Regions from separate parts of the Homo sapiens genome. Here region 1 is linked to region 2. Evidence: read pairs that join two places in POLR2A ChIA-PET (ENCODE). Cell type or tissue: GM12878. All regions are shown on one strand. Each heading gives the region's core, and the rest is flanking DNA. Links, peaks and the distances in the headings are about the cores only.

The links. ChIA-PET counts read pairs that join two places held together with the same protein. Peaks named below come from ENCODE experiments on the same cell type or tissue, not always from the same donor. Only the 100,000 strongest peaks of a DNase experiment are listed, where the experiment ranks them.
Region 1: POLR2A ChIA-PET joins it to region 2 with 12 read pairs; 14 of 35 experiments call an interaction of 5 or more read pairs at or near these places.

The regions. Positions count from the first base shown.
Region 1 is chr1:220,276,452-220,284,937 of GRCh38, forward strand. No RefSeq gene overlaps it. Among named protein-coding and RNA genes, the nearest start is that of RAB3GAP2, 8.2 kb to the left of the region's middle. In GM12878, for the core only: a CTCF peak has its summit at 4,781 (motif pointing right); no DNase peak of the experiment used is centred there.
Region 2 is chr1:220,215,274-220,223,759 of GRCh38, forward strand. The region is part of intron 2 of RAB3GAP2 (RAB3 GTPase activating non-catalytic protein subunit 2); the gene reads right to left. Among named protein-coding and RNA genes, the nearest start is that of SNORA36B, 19 kb to the left of the region's middle. RefSeq lists a silencer at 4,598-4,677 and enhancers at 4,828-4,877, 5,238-5,307. In GM12878, for the core only: CTCF peaks have their summits at 2,317 (motif pointing left) and 3,568; DNase peaks (open chromatin) are centred at 3,572 and 4,818; H3K4me3 peaks cover 2,712 bases; H3K27ac peaks cover 4,331 bases.

The DNA.
Region 1 (8,486 bases), core at 246-8,245, 61 kb after region 2:
GGTGTGGGAAGGGAAAATATGACCCAAGGTGATGTTCAAGTCTTCAGTCCAAAGAATTGGAAAGGTGGCAATGTCATGTCAGCAACCAAGATAGAGAATGTAAAAGGAGGAATGGCTTTGGGACAAACAAGAATAGGATGAGGCTGGGCACAGTGGTTCATGCCTGTAATCCCTGTGCTTTGGAAGGAAGAGGTGGGAGGAATGCATGAGGCCAAGAGTTCGAGATCAGTCTGGGCAACATAGAGAGACCCCATTTCCACACAAAATTAAAATTAAAATTAAATTGTCTGGGCCTGGTGGTGCATGCCCATAATCCTAGCTACTTGAGAGGCTGAGTCAGGAAGCCTGCTTGAGCCCAGGTTTGAGGTTACAGAGAGCTATGTTTGTGCCACAGCTCTCCAGTCTGGGTGACAGAGCAAGTGAGACTCTGTCTCCAAAAAAAAAAAAAAAAGATAAATGGATAAATTCAGTGTTGGATTTGTTAAATTTGAACTGCCCGTGGAAGAGCTAGGTTTTTTTTTTTTTAAGTTATTTTTATAAACTGAAGTTCCAAATTGGGATTGGAGAGGCCAGAGCTAGAACCTACCTATGGAAGTCTTCCACACAGAAATTATATTGAAGGGAGGGGATGAAAGTGCCAGTGGATTCTAGATGGGGTGAGAGCAGTGAGAGCAGGATTGGATGAGGAAAACAAGGTGGGAGGACTATCTTTTTTTTTTTTTTTTTTTTTTGGTACAGAGTCTTGCTCTGTCACCTGGGCTGGGGTGCAGTGGCATAATCTTGGCTCACTGCAACCTTTGCCTTCCAGGCTCAAGCGATCCTCCCGCCTCAGCCTCCTGAATAGCTGGGACTATAGGCACATGCCACCATGCCTGGTTAATTTTTGTGTTTTTTGAAGAGACAGCATCTCACTATATTGCCCAGGCTGGTCTTGAACTGCTAAGCTCAAGGAATCTACCCTCTTTGGCCTCCCAAAGTGTTGGCATTACAGGCATGAGCCACCATGCCTGACCAACTGTCTATTTTTTTAGAGGTGGATGGAAAAAGAAGCTCTAGTAAAGGAGATAAAAAAGACATAGTCAAAGAAGAAAACTGTACATGGTAGGACCATGCTACAAAAGCCCAGTGAGGAAGAAGACATTTTCACAAAGGGGTAAACCTATTGTATTGAATTCAATAAAGAATTTAAGAAAGGAAAAGCCAAGAAGAGATGATTCCATTTGGTGAATAGGTAGTAACAAGTGATTGTCCAGTGTATAGAGCAGCCAAACTCTGTTTCTTTTGCAGAAAATTTGTAACCTTTCTTCAGAAGTTGATTATTTTTCTGATAGCCAGAGAAGCAATGGTAATCTTTTTCTTTACAACTAAAATAGAGATGGAAAGAAGTCTTTTCTTTTTGCTGGCATTGACCAGTTAGGAAAAGAAGAACTAGCTTCACTAAGCATTGTGTTTTATTGCTTTTTTGAATCCAAGAAAAAATATTTATATTTTCAGCATTTCCCAATATTTATAACTTTATTGGGCCAAAACCTACTTTATTTATGTATTTATGTATTTATTTATTTATTTTTGAGACAGAGTCTCGCTCTGTTGCCCAGGCTGGAGTGCAGTGGCATTATCTCAGCTCACTGCAAGCTCCGCCTCCCGGGTTCACGCCATTCTCCTGTCTCAGCCTCCAAGGAAAGAAGATATTAACACAGTTAGCTAACAAATATAAGTGCCATAGTGCTTTTAAGTCTCCATCTTCTTAATTTTAATGTGTTTAGGACTTGTCAGGTTAAGTGAGCCACCAAATGTCAATGAGATTTGATATTTGTGGAAGAGATTACTAGTTGCTCATTATCCATTTCCCCTTTTGCTTTAGCAGGAGAACCCATATATTATTGGGACACTTATGTGCCCAGATTTGAAGACAAACCACATTTTCCAACCCCTCTTGACTCAACGTATCCATACACTATGTTCAGGCCAATGAAATAGAGCACGAATTGTTGGAATCATTGGGAGGGGTTTCCAGAAGTTTACTTACAAGAGAGACAGCTAAGAAAAAGTCTTTTGGCTTCTCCTTCCCCTTTCCTGTTTCCTACCTAAAATTTACCATGGTTGTAGCCCCAGCATCCTTTTTAGACAATGAATTGACCTAAACTGTGGTGGAGCATGAAGACAGGAGCCTGAGTCTCCTCTGCTTTGTGGAGCTGCCACGCCAAGCTTGGACTGCCACATCTGGACTTCTTTCAGGTGACAAAAGAAATCTGTGTGTGTTCTAGTCACTGCTATTTTGAGTTTTCTGTTATTGTAGGTGAACCTAATCCTGATATAATATGACCTTAGTAACAAGAGAAACTTTTGATCAAGGAAATTTGCTCTATTCTATGTATCTTGTTTAAATAAAAGCATTTTTATTTCTCTGATTGTCTTTTTCTCTAGCATAATTCAGATGAGATTAGACCAATTACCTGGATATTTTAAATTGTTTAAATATTTTTGACTTCATTTGGACATAAAAATATGCCCCAGGTGACCAAGTATTTCTTGTTTTCTTATTTTTAGCACAACTGAAATAGACTCTTAAAAGATTCTTTGAAATAAAAGAATGCCCCCCTTGTTGTTTAGCAGCCGAGTGATAAGTTCCAATCAACAATTTCATAATGGAAAATCGAGGGAAGGTTAGGTGAAGGGGAAACTGCTGGTTGGAGTTGTATATAAACTAAGACCACAAATATGAGAAGCCATTGCCTTGTGGTTTGTGAATAAAATAGCTCCGTCCAGCACCTTCCCTGTGGTTTCCTTACTCTGGACTACACTTTCTTCACAGTTTTCCCAAACCTTAGCTTCAGTGAAGCTGCAACCTCCTGATCCCTTTCTTCCTCTTTGATCTTTTTATTTTCTGAATATGTTACTATCTCCTTGTTATCTTTCTCTATTCCTTCAGTCCCTTCCTCAAAGTACCTTGTTACAGACTCTTTTCTTTCTGTTAATGGTTATCACATTTGGTGGATAAGCTATGAACAGAAAGGATAAATATTCTTTTCCTCTGCTTGTTCACTAGTCAGCCACCAAGTTCTATTGATTTAACTTCCAAAATATCTCTTGGATTGATCCTCTCCTGATATCCTCATTTCCACCTCCTCATTGAGCTGTTTCGATAGCTTCTTCGGTCTTCCTGCCTTTGCGTCTGGGCTTCCCACCTCAACCATCCTACACATTGCTGCCAGATTTGTCTTCCTGAAGCATAATTCTAATCATATTACCTAGTAAATCTCCCCATAACACTTTTGTTTCTTCTTTAATTTATTCACTCATTTAAGAACTATTCTCTGGGTACCCATTAGGTGCTATGAATGGCTGGAGGCCCTAAGAACATCAATATAAGTAAGACCCAGTACTGGTGAAGGTAGGGGTTACCAATACACAAGCAGGAATAATTACCAGAGAACAGAGCAGGAACAAAAACCATGGCCTTGGGATTCAGAAAAGACTTTTAAGAGGTAATATCTGAGCTGAGTCTTGAAAGCCGAATAGATTTTAGCTGGCTGACAAGGGCGTAAGGGAGAAACGAAAAAAATACCCTAGCAGAAGAAACATCATGACAAAAGGCTTGGGGGGCAGCAGTAACTTGTGTGTACAAAGAAACAGAAGCAGCGGTTTCTAAAATGTGAAGTGTGACACTACGGTTGGGGCTGAGTCTAGAGAGGTGGCCTGAGTGATTTTAAATTTTCTCAAATTTCATTTCCTGTAGAATGTAAGGACTAAGCAACATTTCTTAGTTTGCTTAAATATGAGAAATGTTTCCTTGGGTTCATTTTCTTCACTGATACCACTTTTCACGTCTTGCTTGCAGTCTAAGGAGCTGCAGGGTAGGGACAAGGGTTTGTAGGTCCGGAGTCAAGATGTGTTCCCAGCCCAGCTCCCCCTGATGCACTTGATCATTTACACTGGACTCTAGATTTGTGTTGAAGGTTGACTTTCTGTTCCCCCTTGGTGAAACCTTCACAGACTACTAGATGCCATAGCAGGGGAAGTTTCCCTTGAGTGCTTTGCTCAGGGTCTCCCTCTCTTAAGCTCTCCAATTTCCCCTCCTTACATTGCCTGGCATTAGGTGACTGGGTGTTTTATTCTTCTTGATGCCATTTCTTTCCAGCAGATGCGGTCAGTGTTAATTGTCCTGCTAGTAGCCACTAATTTGACTTATATATAATCCTTGCATTTTAAAATCTTTTTTTTCAAATTCAATCCTTTCCACTGTTCTAGTTACTTGGATCCCTCATTTGTGGTCATATTCTATTCTTTTCTATCTTTCTTGCACTGAAAGGCACTTGGAAGATTTGAACCACTCAAGACTATAGACCTACACAAAGGCATGCTGGAACATTCTAACGTGGCTAATTACGGAGGATCTGCTGTCCTCTTTTCCACCGAGCAAACTTTGAAATCCTTCTAAACGCTGTTCGAATATCACCTCCTTTGTGAAAAGCCTGACTCTACCAGGCAAAATTAGCCACTTTGGACCCCCATAGCTTTTTCTTTTTTCCTTATAGAGACAAGGTCTCGCTCTGTTGCCCAGGCTGGAGTGCAGTGGCATGATAGTGGCTCACTGCATTATTGTAGCCTTGAACTCCTGGACTCAAGTCATCCTCCTACCTCAGCCTCCTGAGTAGCTAGGACTACAGGCGAACGTCCCACCCCCCAACCCATAGCTTTTTAATGTATGTGTCTATTCTGAAACTTAACACCTTGACTTCTTGTATTATGGTTTATCTGCATTACTGTCTCCCCCACTAGATGGTGATATCCTCAAGGGGAGGAATTGTGATGTTTACCCTTGTGACATTCATTCATTCAACACATTTTGAAAATATATACTGTGTACCAGGAGCTAAACATACACATGACTCATACTCAGTACAAAAGAGACACATATGTGTACTAATAGATAATACACTCCAATGACAGACAGATAAACAGGCACTTATACTTCATTTTTGAAAATGCGATGCTGGGAACAGTACAGAGGAACAGATAAGAAGGTCAGCTCACTTTGGAGATCAGTGAGGGCTTCCTGTAGGAAGTACCATGTGAGGTAAGAGTAGACCAAAGCCAGAAATAAATGGGATAGAGCGTAGAATGGAAGCAAGGAGGCCAAGCATTCTTAGATACAGAGGAAATAGCTCAAAACTCCAGAAGTGAGAAGACACAGTGTATTTAAGAATTAAATACTGTTAAGCCTGTCTGGAGCTAAAAAAAGACTGTTAACATGAGACTCGAGAATTAAGGAGGGACAAAAATCATCAAATGACTCAAGGGCACAGACTATGGTTTATTTAAATTTCTTCCTCTCTCCTGTGTTTGTACTTATCAAACAGGTGATTGGTTAATAAATGTTCATGGAAGGGAGCAAAGAAAAAAACAAATGGCCCAGCACTCCAGTGGGTAGTATATATTAGAAATAATATGAAATGCAGATTTTGCCTGCCTTCAGTGTCACTGGATAGACAAGACGTTATCTGTCAACATTGGTAAATACTAGGCCCCATTTGATTTAATATCCAAAAAGAGTGGTACACGTAAGTGTGGTTAAGTCTGGAGAGATTGCTGTGACCAGGGATTGCCAAGGGAGCCTGCATCAATGAGATGGAACCTGAACTGCATCTGTAGGGTGAGTATGGTCTAAGAAGAAAAGAATAAAAAGGCATTCTGTGATCTTTTCAGAAGTATTCGAAGCGAATTAGTTAGTTTGTTGGATTAGCATCTAAAGCTATACTTTATTCGGACTTGCCAGTCAGTTTGTATAAAATCACAAGTGGAGTTTATGCTAATAACTTATTTTTTAATAGTCATGGCCTCTCTCTTCTCCCTAGGCGTTTCTGAATTTAAAAGTTTAGGGAAAATAAAAAACATTTCCAAAATTGTGAGAGTCAAGGTAAATTATTTATTGATAACAATACTATCTTAGTCCAGTTTCTGTTACTAGAACAGAATAGCACACACCAGGTAATTTATACAGAAAAGAAGTTTATATCTTACAGTTCTGGAGGCTGGGCAATCAAAGGGCATGGCTTTAGCATCTGGTTAGGGTCTTTGGGATGCATCATCCCATTGTGGAAAGATGGAAGAGCAAGTGATCATGCGCAAAAGAGAAAGCATGAGGGGCTGGGCTCACTTATTAACAACCTACTCTCAAGATAACTAACACTCCCACAATAATGGCATTAATCCATTCATGAGTATAGAGCCTTCATGACCTAATTACTTCTTACAGGCCCCCACCTTTTAATACGGTTAGACTGGCAATTACACTTCAACATGAGTTTCAGAGGACAAACATGTAAACCATAGCAAACAGTAACACAGAACTAAATATTTGGTTCTCTCTCGCCAGTTAGATAATTTATATCTTATTGGAATTACAGCCATTTTAGTAATACATCTACCTGCTATTTAAAGGACAAAATTTAATTGTGACACTTGTGACCAATACTCAGGAATTATGTAAACCATGAATTAACTATGTTCAAAACACAATTGGTCTGCAGATAATTTATGGTAGCTCATGGCCTTAGTCATACTAACAAAGTCTTAAGCAATTGAACAATAATGTACATGGTAAAAAATCTAGGAGGCAATAAATGCTGCTTTTTAAAAGGTGAAAAATCTAAGCAAATTGAATAACCCAATTCACTGTAGAAATAATTTATCCTGAATAAACTTTGTGTTTGAACAGACAATAACATGGACAATCATTTGTAAGCAGCAAAATAAGACATAATTTGTTGTTGCAGAATTTAAAAAGCAAATGCCATAACCTTTAGATTGTCCAGTAATTTCTTTTGAGACCAGTAATTTTAATAATGTATCTCTCAAACAGCTTTGCTACTATGACCAAATGCTTAATGAATGATCATTTACATAGAAGAGGAATAAAAACAAGAAACTTTTATTATTTAGTTTATGCTTTGAGTAACTCTAGGGCTCTCACACACCAGATGTCTCTTAACCTTTGGGATAAGGAAATGATTTGCTATTTAGTCAGATAAAAGACCCTAATTTTGTGGTATACATAACAACTGTCAGTTTTAAAAATTATTATCATTAATGATTATGTGAAATCAGTATAAATTTTATGTATGGAAATAAGCCACCCATATTTTATTTTATTTTTTAAAAAGTGTAACCTTATCTCACATTTTATTAGCTAATTTAGCTGTGTAGTATTAATCCTTTGGCATCCATTTGCATTCTATTTTCATTTATCTATTCTGTTCCTCCTTCCTCCCTCCCCACCATCACATTATCCTCAAACACTCATTGTATACTCTGTGTGTATGACACTGCATTACGATATGCAGGCTTGCTGGATCTCAGCCATTCTAGCTAAATCACACTCCCTAAAAAAACTTACCCTTTGGAGAACAATATTTCTTGTGAGGTATGACATTAAACTCTGTACAGTAGCAAAACCCATTTGAGCTTTTTTTTCCAAAGAAATTAAATTCCAAAAGTGCTGAGATGTTAAGCAATGGATAAAACAAGGGAGTAAATTATTCATAAATGTATTAATAAATATTTCAGTGCTAAATGGAGTCCTGGTTAACGTACATTAATATCTTAGTAAGTGAAATTCTTTGAACGTTTTATATGTTACAATTTAAAGTATTTAGTATTACTGACCATGAATCTATAGATAAAATATTTAACAAAAGTCACTAATAAATATGAAAAGGGCACTTTGGGAAGTTTTAATAAATGAACTCATTCATAGTGCAAGACATTTACAGGCAAACATACTTATTTATCATACCCTAAATCTGATTTTATTGTATGATTAGGATTCTTTCCATTTGAAATAGGTTGTCAAGATGAATTCTGAACACAAATATGAAGAGTATCATTGCTGTTTCATTAAGTGCACAGCCTCTCACCATATTGTGCATATGTCCCTGAAATGTTTTTGAATGCGCTTTATAAACTCAAATTGTAATTTTATTATTTCAACTTTTAGCAAACAGTGCATTTTCAAAAATTTGACATTTTTGCATAGGTGGGATGAAGAATGTATTGGTCCTGTCAACCGCAAAACTGTTACTTTGGTCACTCACTGCACACTAGTGATAACACATAGCTGCTCACATTTAACGGGAACATTAAATAATCTCACTAATTTTTATGTATGCAGCACAGTAGAATAGCCTTTCAGAAAATGTTCTACAGCATGGCACTTTTGACATTTTGGGCCCGATAATTCTTGGTTGTGGGACTGTCCTATCCTGTGCAGCGTACGATGTTCAGGAGTATCCCTGGCCTTTACACACTAGATGCCAGGAGCAGCTTCAACTAGTTGTGACAACCAAAAATATCCCTAAACATTGCCAAATGTCCTCTGGAGGACAAAATCATCCCCTATAAAGAAGTTCTATTTTACCATAACATGTTTTATAGGAGGAATTTAAGCTTAGGAGTCCTAACATAAGGAAGTCTTGAAAATCCTT
Region 2 (8,486 bases), core at 382-8,381:
GCTGAATATTCCCAAACTGTGCCCCACACATGTTGTATTAATTTGTAATTCCATCAGCAATTTTTGAAAGTGCTTGCTTTTTCACAGGCATTTCAAAAAATATTTTAATGGCGGATCTCTGTCAATTTAATAGGTAAAATGTAGTATCTCAATATGCTTTTAAACTACATTTTTCTTATTAATGAGAATTTAGGCATTTTCTCATATACTTAAGAAAATTTCTCATTTTTATATAAAGGAAAGGAACAAATTGCATAATTTTCTATGAATAGTTTGTTCCCTTCCTTTGTAGATTTCCTGTTGGGTTGATGCTCTTTTTCTAATTGCTTTGTATACACTCTTTACATACAAAAAGAAAAACAAAATTGGCCCTTTGAACATAAGTGATGCAAATAGTTTTTCCTATTTGTGATGGCTTAAGTTTTTCCATGTAGAAATTTTTTATTGTCATGTGGCTAAATTATCCATCTATTCTCTTACAGCTTCTGGGTTTGATGTCATGTAGACTCCTACCTTACTCAGCCCTACCTAATGTCTTTTAGATTCAATTATTGAAAAGGGGAGGGAAAGGGAGGGGAAAGCTATGCAGGTTAATTTCCTTTTATAAAAAAATTATAATTTCATGCTTTTTAAAAACTTGTAATAAGCATGCATTACAAGCATTATAAAATTTAAAAGATTTTAGAAACAGAAAATCATCCTAGTCAGAAATGTTACAGTAGTATCATATTTCCAGGAATAAATTATTTCTTGCTGGGATACCATCAAAGAAATGTTTAAAACACAAAAAAAATATGGGTTACAGGGAATCTTTAGAAATACCCCAAAATGAGCCTGAAACCTCTGGGACAGTCATGCAATTATTTTTCTTTTGCAATGGGATATTAGGAAACAAACAGATTTGGAACTTTTTTCTCAAGCAAAATAAGCTAAGGAGGCTGCACCATCTCCCGAAAGATAGGGAGAACATAACATTGGCAAAATCTCATTTTATTAAAGCTCTACTTTTCTTAAGGAATTCTGTATCTAGCTTGTTGTTTTTAATGTTTGTTTTTCTACAGATAAATTAGAAAATTATCCCCCAAAGATAAAAGTTATGAAGGTAAAACTTAGTTGTAATTAAATTTTTCCCTGGTTCCACAACTTCTGCTGTAGGATAGTCTTTGTTTACCCAACACATCACTCCTCATGATGGCTTGCTGTAAGCTGAGGACAACATTACCCGATGGTTTCCTCCAACAACTGAGACTCCAATTATACCAACTGTGAGGCACAGGACCTTCTAAGTGATTAGAGATCCACTTTCAGGTAGGAGCTTAGAAGAGGACAGCTTATATAGGAATATTATTTAGGCATTGCTTTTGATAAGAAATTAGGAGGGTCCAAAACTCTTTGATTGGTCTCTGACTCTTATCCTAAAATCTCCATCTCAATGCAATAAAAAAGAATCAATATAATGCTTCAGGAAAGGAATACAGCCCTTATTTGGGCATGTTCTCAAAAAAATTTGTTTTAATAATTGAGCATCTATACAAATAGATTCCTTCCTCTTATCACACTTCCAAAACTATGTTTAATCAGTAAATCCTAAAAATATTATAAAAGTTGCTTTTCTTTTTTTTTTCAATAAAGAATATTGTTCCTATGTTTCTGTCCCATGTTTTCAAAATAATGCCACTAACAAGGATTAGATCTGATGTTTATGTGCACAGAAAAGACAAAGAGTCAAAGATGGAAGACATTTAGAGGCCAACTGGTCCAAATTCTAATTTTATAATAAAGAAAATGGAGTCTCGGAGAGGTTAAGGGATGTGCTCCAGCCATAGAATTAGTGTCAGAGCCCAAACTAAAATCTAGGCTTCCTAATTCCTAATTCAGGTGGTCTTTCCACTCTATCACCCTGCTCATCTCTGTGGGTAGCTGTACTAGCTCTTTGGAAGCTTGTCTTTACTTGAGATTTGACTCTAATCTCATATTCAGTGAAAACCCTTTTCTCCAAAAGAACTACTGTATTGTCACTTTATTCCGGCCTAATCTTTCTGTAGTTCTTTGAGTCGATTTACAGCTACAAGATGACCACTGTATTTGAATATGTGAGCCAGAGTATTCTTGAGGTATTTCTTCAAGAACTCCTTTAAAAATACTTTCCCTCTCCTTTCTGTTTTTCCATCAGAAGTTCCAGTTCCTCTGGCAAACCCATCCTATCCTGACTCCTAACCTTCTTTCAAACTTACTGCAATTAAAAGTCTTACTACTCCCTGCTACCTGTTTATTCTGTGACTGCATTTCTCCCACACTAGATGAGACGCCCTCTGTTGGCAAAGCCTATGGCTTATATTATTTTTCACCTCCACATGTAGCACAGTCCACTAATAGAATATAGGAGTAAATAACAGCATTCCCTATCTCTTAAATAATATATTATCTATTCTTACACCTGAAACTGTATAACAATGAACAATCAACCTAAAGCTAGTATATTCAGTCCTTAGTAATGTTTTTTCTTAAGTAATACTAAGATTTAATAGTTCAAGATTCTGGCTGACATATTCATGGTAAGTACAAGTTAAAGAGATATAAGAACAGAATACCACTGTATCATAGTCTTCTTAGTTGGGCCTAAAACTCGGTGTCAGATTATGATCAAGCTGCTGCTACCCCAACAAATGGACTATAAGTGATCTCAGAAGCAAACATGAATTTTGTCCCAAAAGGACTACCCATGACAAAAGCATTGGAAATAGATGTCACTTGCTTGGAAGCAAATTCAGAAAAATGATTCCATAATCAATTATGATATCCCTAACCTGCTTAGCCATCTTATACATGTACATTTTTATTTACATGAAACTTGAGAATAAAACTTGATGTGGATTTTTATTCCGGTTTCATCCACTGAAGACGGGGGAATAAAGAAGCAAAAAGCCAAAATCTTCCATCATTCTTTACTGCAGTTTATTTTCTATGTCCTTTCTACTTCTCCAACTTTCTCTGTTACTGTGGTACTAAAAATATATCCTCCCAGTTTGCCATGGTAAAGTTGGATATGTACAACTGAGCATTACATATTATAAAAATAGGTTAGAAAATACGATAATATTATTATATCATCATTAGAGTTTGAAGTGCCATAAAATTCTAGATCTAAACTTTTAGTTGTGCTTCTCAAGAATGATGCTAACTTGTCACATCATTCTGAGCAAACTATCGCAAGGACAGAAAACCAAACACTGCACATTCTCACTCATAGATGGGAATTGAACAATGAGAACACTTGGACACAGGGTGGGGAACATCACACACCAGGGCCTGTCGTGGGGTGTGGAGTCAGGGGAGGGATAGCATTAGGAGATATATCTAATGTAAATGACGAGTTAATGGGTGCAGCACACCAAAATGGCACATGTATACATATGTAACAAACCTGCACGTTGTGCACATGTACCCTAGAACTTAAAGTATAATTTAAAAAAAAAAAAGAACGATGCTAACTTGTCACAAAATGCAATGGTGTTGTGCTCTTAATACAAGCTCCACAAGCTCTTTGGATCCACAACCACACGGGGGAGCAGCTGTATACCTATTCCAACTGCAAGCTCCTGGTCACATGTAATTCTAAAGTAACTTCTTTGTGACTAAGGCACAGTATTCAACATATCAGATTCAATACAAGGACAAAAAGCCTCTAATGACAATAACCCAAACCAAATAATATCCTTAAAATTATAAAGAGGTAAAAATGTATTGTTTTAAGCTTAGCTATAATATTTTGCCCCCAGCCAGAGTAAATTTTACCATATTATGAAGCAAATTCAAAACAGAAAACTGCTGGAGGTGTGGATGGGAGAAATCCTCAGGTAAATCAAATTTCTTTTAATAAATCTACAAATTAAGAAACTGTAGTACTAAGTGCAAGACAATGTAAGCAAAGATCCTAGAACTGCTTGTCTGTACAGATCAACAATCTCCTTCTTACACATGTCATAATCCTCTTGAAGCCAACTGACAGGATGATTCAATCTTAACAGAAACAGAAGGAACTACAGGGATCATTTGAGTGAAATTCCTCCTTTTCCAGAAAAGAAATCAAGCTCTAAAAAGAATAAGTGGATTTTCACTAACCATGCCAATACTATAGATAATACATTTAAAGCAACATACATTCACACAGTCCCTGGACAATTTACAGAGGAACTCTGGTCCTTCACTTCTAAAATCAGGGGTCTGAGGAAGAATGAGGAAATGGCCTGTGGGTCAGAATCCATGAGAAAGACTAGACCCTCGATGTTCTCATATCTCTCTCTCTCTGCTTTAATGTATCCTGTACAACACTGCCACAGTATTGCTCCAGAAGGGCTGCAGAAATACAAACCAAGAATAAAGAGTGTGAGTCCATCTGAAGTGACTCCAGTGCCAGATTTTTCAGGGAAGTCTCAAGTCTAAGCACAAATAACTTGATGAAAATATTGGTATAGTGGAGATTAGGAAATGCCCTCTCTAGGCTGGATCACAATGAGCTAGTATTAGGTTTTACAACAAAATATGATTTCCAGCGCCAGTTCCAGAAAGCTCAGGCAAGAAATAGGGCTGTAAACAACAATGCTCTGGGAAGCCTAATAGAGCATCAGCACACATTCAGTGGCTGACAAGATGCAAGCTCATCATTTTGTTTTGTGTCATAAGGGCATTTGCCTACTAATTAGCGTTTTGGAAAACTTCCCCAATAATGGGGCCCACAGTCTCTAACACTGCCCCTTTGAAGCTAGTGATCCAAAAATAATATCATTTGACAAGGTAATTTCCCAAGCCACGCCTGAAATGTAAAACAAAAAAAGCACCTCACTGCTTAAAGGTGCTCCACCAGGGACCTTGGGTTTTCCACCAAAACTTGCCTCCCCCACCCTGTTACTAAAGTTGACACTGAATTTGCCTGCAGTCTCCCCCATCATCGTCGTTGTGGTGGCTGCGCTAAGCTCCATGGCTCTGAGAGCCAGCCCGTCCCTTCCCTGCCACTGTGAAGTGGGTGTTCAGAGAGTCTCGCTCCTGGAACGCAGGTGAGTGGAGTCCCCGAAGATCCGCACAAAATAGCCCAGCCAGTTCCAGCAATTATGAAAAAGTCCAGGCTCTCAGACCGCTGACCCTGATAAGTAGAAGTCCTTGGTGCCACCTGGTATTCCAGTGGCTCAGTCCATGTGCATCATCACGAGTAGGATCCAGCTTGCTGCTGAAAAGGCCTCTGTCCCGTTTGTGGATAAGACAGTGCAGCCCAACCATGGGACAGCTTTAGGAGGCAAAAGCTGAAGATGGATTTTTTGTACCTGGCTGATATGGTTTGGCTGTGTCCCCACTCAAATTTCATTTTGAATTGTAATTCCCACAATTCCCACGTGTTGTGGGAAGAAGCCGGTGGGAGGTAACTGAATTATGGAGGTGGGTCTCTCCTGCCCTGTTCTGATAGTGAATGAGTCTCACAAGTTCCGATGGTTTTAAAAAGGGGAGTTTCCCTGCACAAGCTCTCTTCTCTTGTCTGTCGCCATGTGAGACATGGCTTTCACCTTCCACCATGATTGTGAGGCCTCCCCAGCCACGTGGAAGTGTAAGTCCAATAAACCTCTTTCTTTTGTAAATTGCCCAGTCTCAGGTATGTCTTTATCAGCAGCATGAAAATGGACTAACACACTGGCCTACGTGGAGAGAGCACCCTGGCTTCTTCTGAGGGCTGCTGCTGGGCTAGGTGCACCATTACCACTTGAGTATCTTGAAAATAGCTGGCAGTTTTCAGTTATTATACCACAACCGCTTCTCACAGACATATTAGTGCATCTGAGACTGGGTTTATTTCTTCATATACTGGAAACTTTTGTTTTCTTAGAATAGAAAATTATCATACAGGGTTTTATTTCGAGTTTTTCTTTTTATGCACTGTCCTCATGGCTATATTCTCCAGGGAACTTGTTCTTTTGGAAATCATATTTAATGAAGATATTTCCATATTGAAGTGAGGTGGGTGTGGTGTTAAAGTAAAAAGGAAGGAGATGAAATATTTATTCTGCATTACGTTTGAAGTGTTAGATGGCTAAGTATTAAAAGCAACCAAATTAAATCCCCCAAATTAAAGCAATCAGAACACCTGCTTCACTAGATTTTGCCAGCTGCCAATCATGTTGGACTGAGCTAATCTGTTCCTCTTTCTGACACTACTATGGTAAATAACAATAAAACTTGCTTTTATAAAGGCAAAAATGAATGAATGAATGAATGCACCTATAAAACATAATCCTAGTTGTTGAGGGGAGGGAATCTATAATTATATTTTAGTATGGCCTAAACTTCAAGAATTTTTTTTGAATTAAGACCAGTAAAAAAGTTTTCTTAATCTACAAAAATACAGAAGCCACTAATGTGCATTATGGAAAGGAATTCTTTCTAAACAACGCAATATGGGATAGAGCATATACTTTAAAAATTTTCTTTCTTTTGATTTTAAGCACACAATGCAGGCAGACAATAAAATTGTAGTAATTAAATCAGTCTTTCAACTATAGCTGGCATTATAGGGACTGGTAATTACTGGGTAAACACAGTGGCCAGTGTTTTTTGGTTTTTCAGCTATTGTAGTACTTACGTAGTCACTGAAGTAGCCAGGAGTGGTTTTTCAAAGCTTTCAACTTTAGTACGATAAGTCCATCATTTGCAATTTATGTTGTTACTGTCATTTTGCTAACTTTCACAGATATTTACACATTTTAGTGGTACCAGTAAGATCCAGTGTAATCTAAGGGCTGTCAGCACATTCTCTGTAATTCTCAGCAGCTTTCTGCCTAAGCCATAGAAATAAAATATTCATCTATACTTTTAAAGCAAGACACATAGTGCTTCAGCAATTTTGAAACACAAAAAGAAAGTAAACATCACTATATTACTAGTTACTAAGGATTTTTTCTTTTTTTTTCTATTCTGCTACTAACTATAAAATGCTCAATATTTTTCAAACTTTCTTTTTTTAGATAGCAGAACTTTGTACTCCCAAACAAAATTTTTTACAAAAATTCAATATATGAAATAGATAAAAGCACAAATGAGGAAGCTACACAGCACCTCTGTAGAACCCTAGAGCTCTCTCACACATAGCATGAAAAGTACTAGTCTAGGCCACATTTCAGATCAGAGACTAAAATTCTCAAATGAAAGATCCTGAGATCTTTTCAACATAAGGAAAGACATGAACTCTTTCTAAATTTGATTTGAAGGGGCCCAAAGGAATTCTCACAAATAAATTAATCACAAAAAAACTATAACTTCAATCTCAATTTTAAAAATTACCTTTCTTTCTAGCATTAGAGGAACTTAACTCTAACTCAGTAACTCTTATTTACTTCAACTGTCAATTCAAGTAGGATTAATTCTGCCATTTATTCTTCAATTGTATATATAATATGATCTCATTTTCATAAAATGTTCTTTGTGCCCATTCATCTGCCCACTCAACCTTCTATTCATATAGTGCCAAAGAAAAACCCCCAAAAACCCCTTTATTTGTGTAGAGCCATGCAGAACCCCTGAAAGTTAATAATGATGATCATTTTTAGATGTTAGGGATGGGTTATTTTATTATTTTTATTTTTCTGTAATACTTGAATTTTCTATAATAAACATGTGTCAAATGTATTTTATTACTCATACAAAATTCATTTCATAAACAATTACAATGGAACTCCAAAACTAAATGTATACTTCTCTATTGCCTGAACAACTGTTTATTTGCTTTGTTTTGTTTTTGTTTTTTTGAGTCAGCGTCTCGCTCTGACGCCCAGGCTGGAGTGCAGTGCAATGGTGCAATCACAGCTCACTGCAGCCTCTACCTCCTGGGCTCAAGCAATCCTCCCACCTCAGCCCCTGAGTAGGTGGGACTATAGGCAGGCACATGTCACTTTGTCTGACCACAACTGTTTAATACTACATACTAAATCTAGGTGTCATGGAGTAAAAGAAAGTGACAAAAAAATTCCTGCTCAGAAACTATCATCTAGTTGGATAAACAATACTAGTAAATAAGAAATAACTCTCACTCAATATAAATCAGAATAGATTTAATAGCTAAAGTAAGTGCAATGAACCTTAAACTGCTATTGGAGTTTAGAAAAAAAATAAGATAATGGTATGCGTTCCCCAAAAGAATTATAAGTGAAAAACATATGAAAGAATGACAAACTTTACCCATTAATTTAAAATATAGATTAAAACACTGAAATGGCATTTTACGTTGATCTGGTTTAGCAAAGACTAAAGTATGATAACATACTAGGAGTCAACAATTTCAAATACCTGAGAACAGCAAGAGAAAAGCGCATTCATCTCTCACAGTCTTGTTTCCCAATACAATATTTGTTAAAAACATGGGTGGAGAGAAATATTTCACTTAAAAAAAAAAAACAATAGCACACAGCCAATGATAATAAGCAACTGGCTCAGAGCTGTTTTTATTT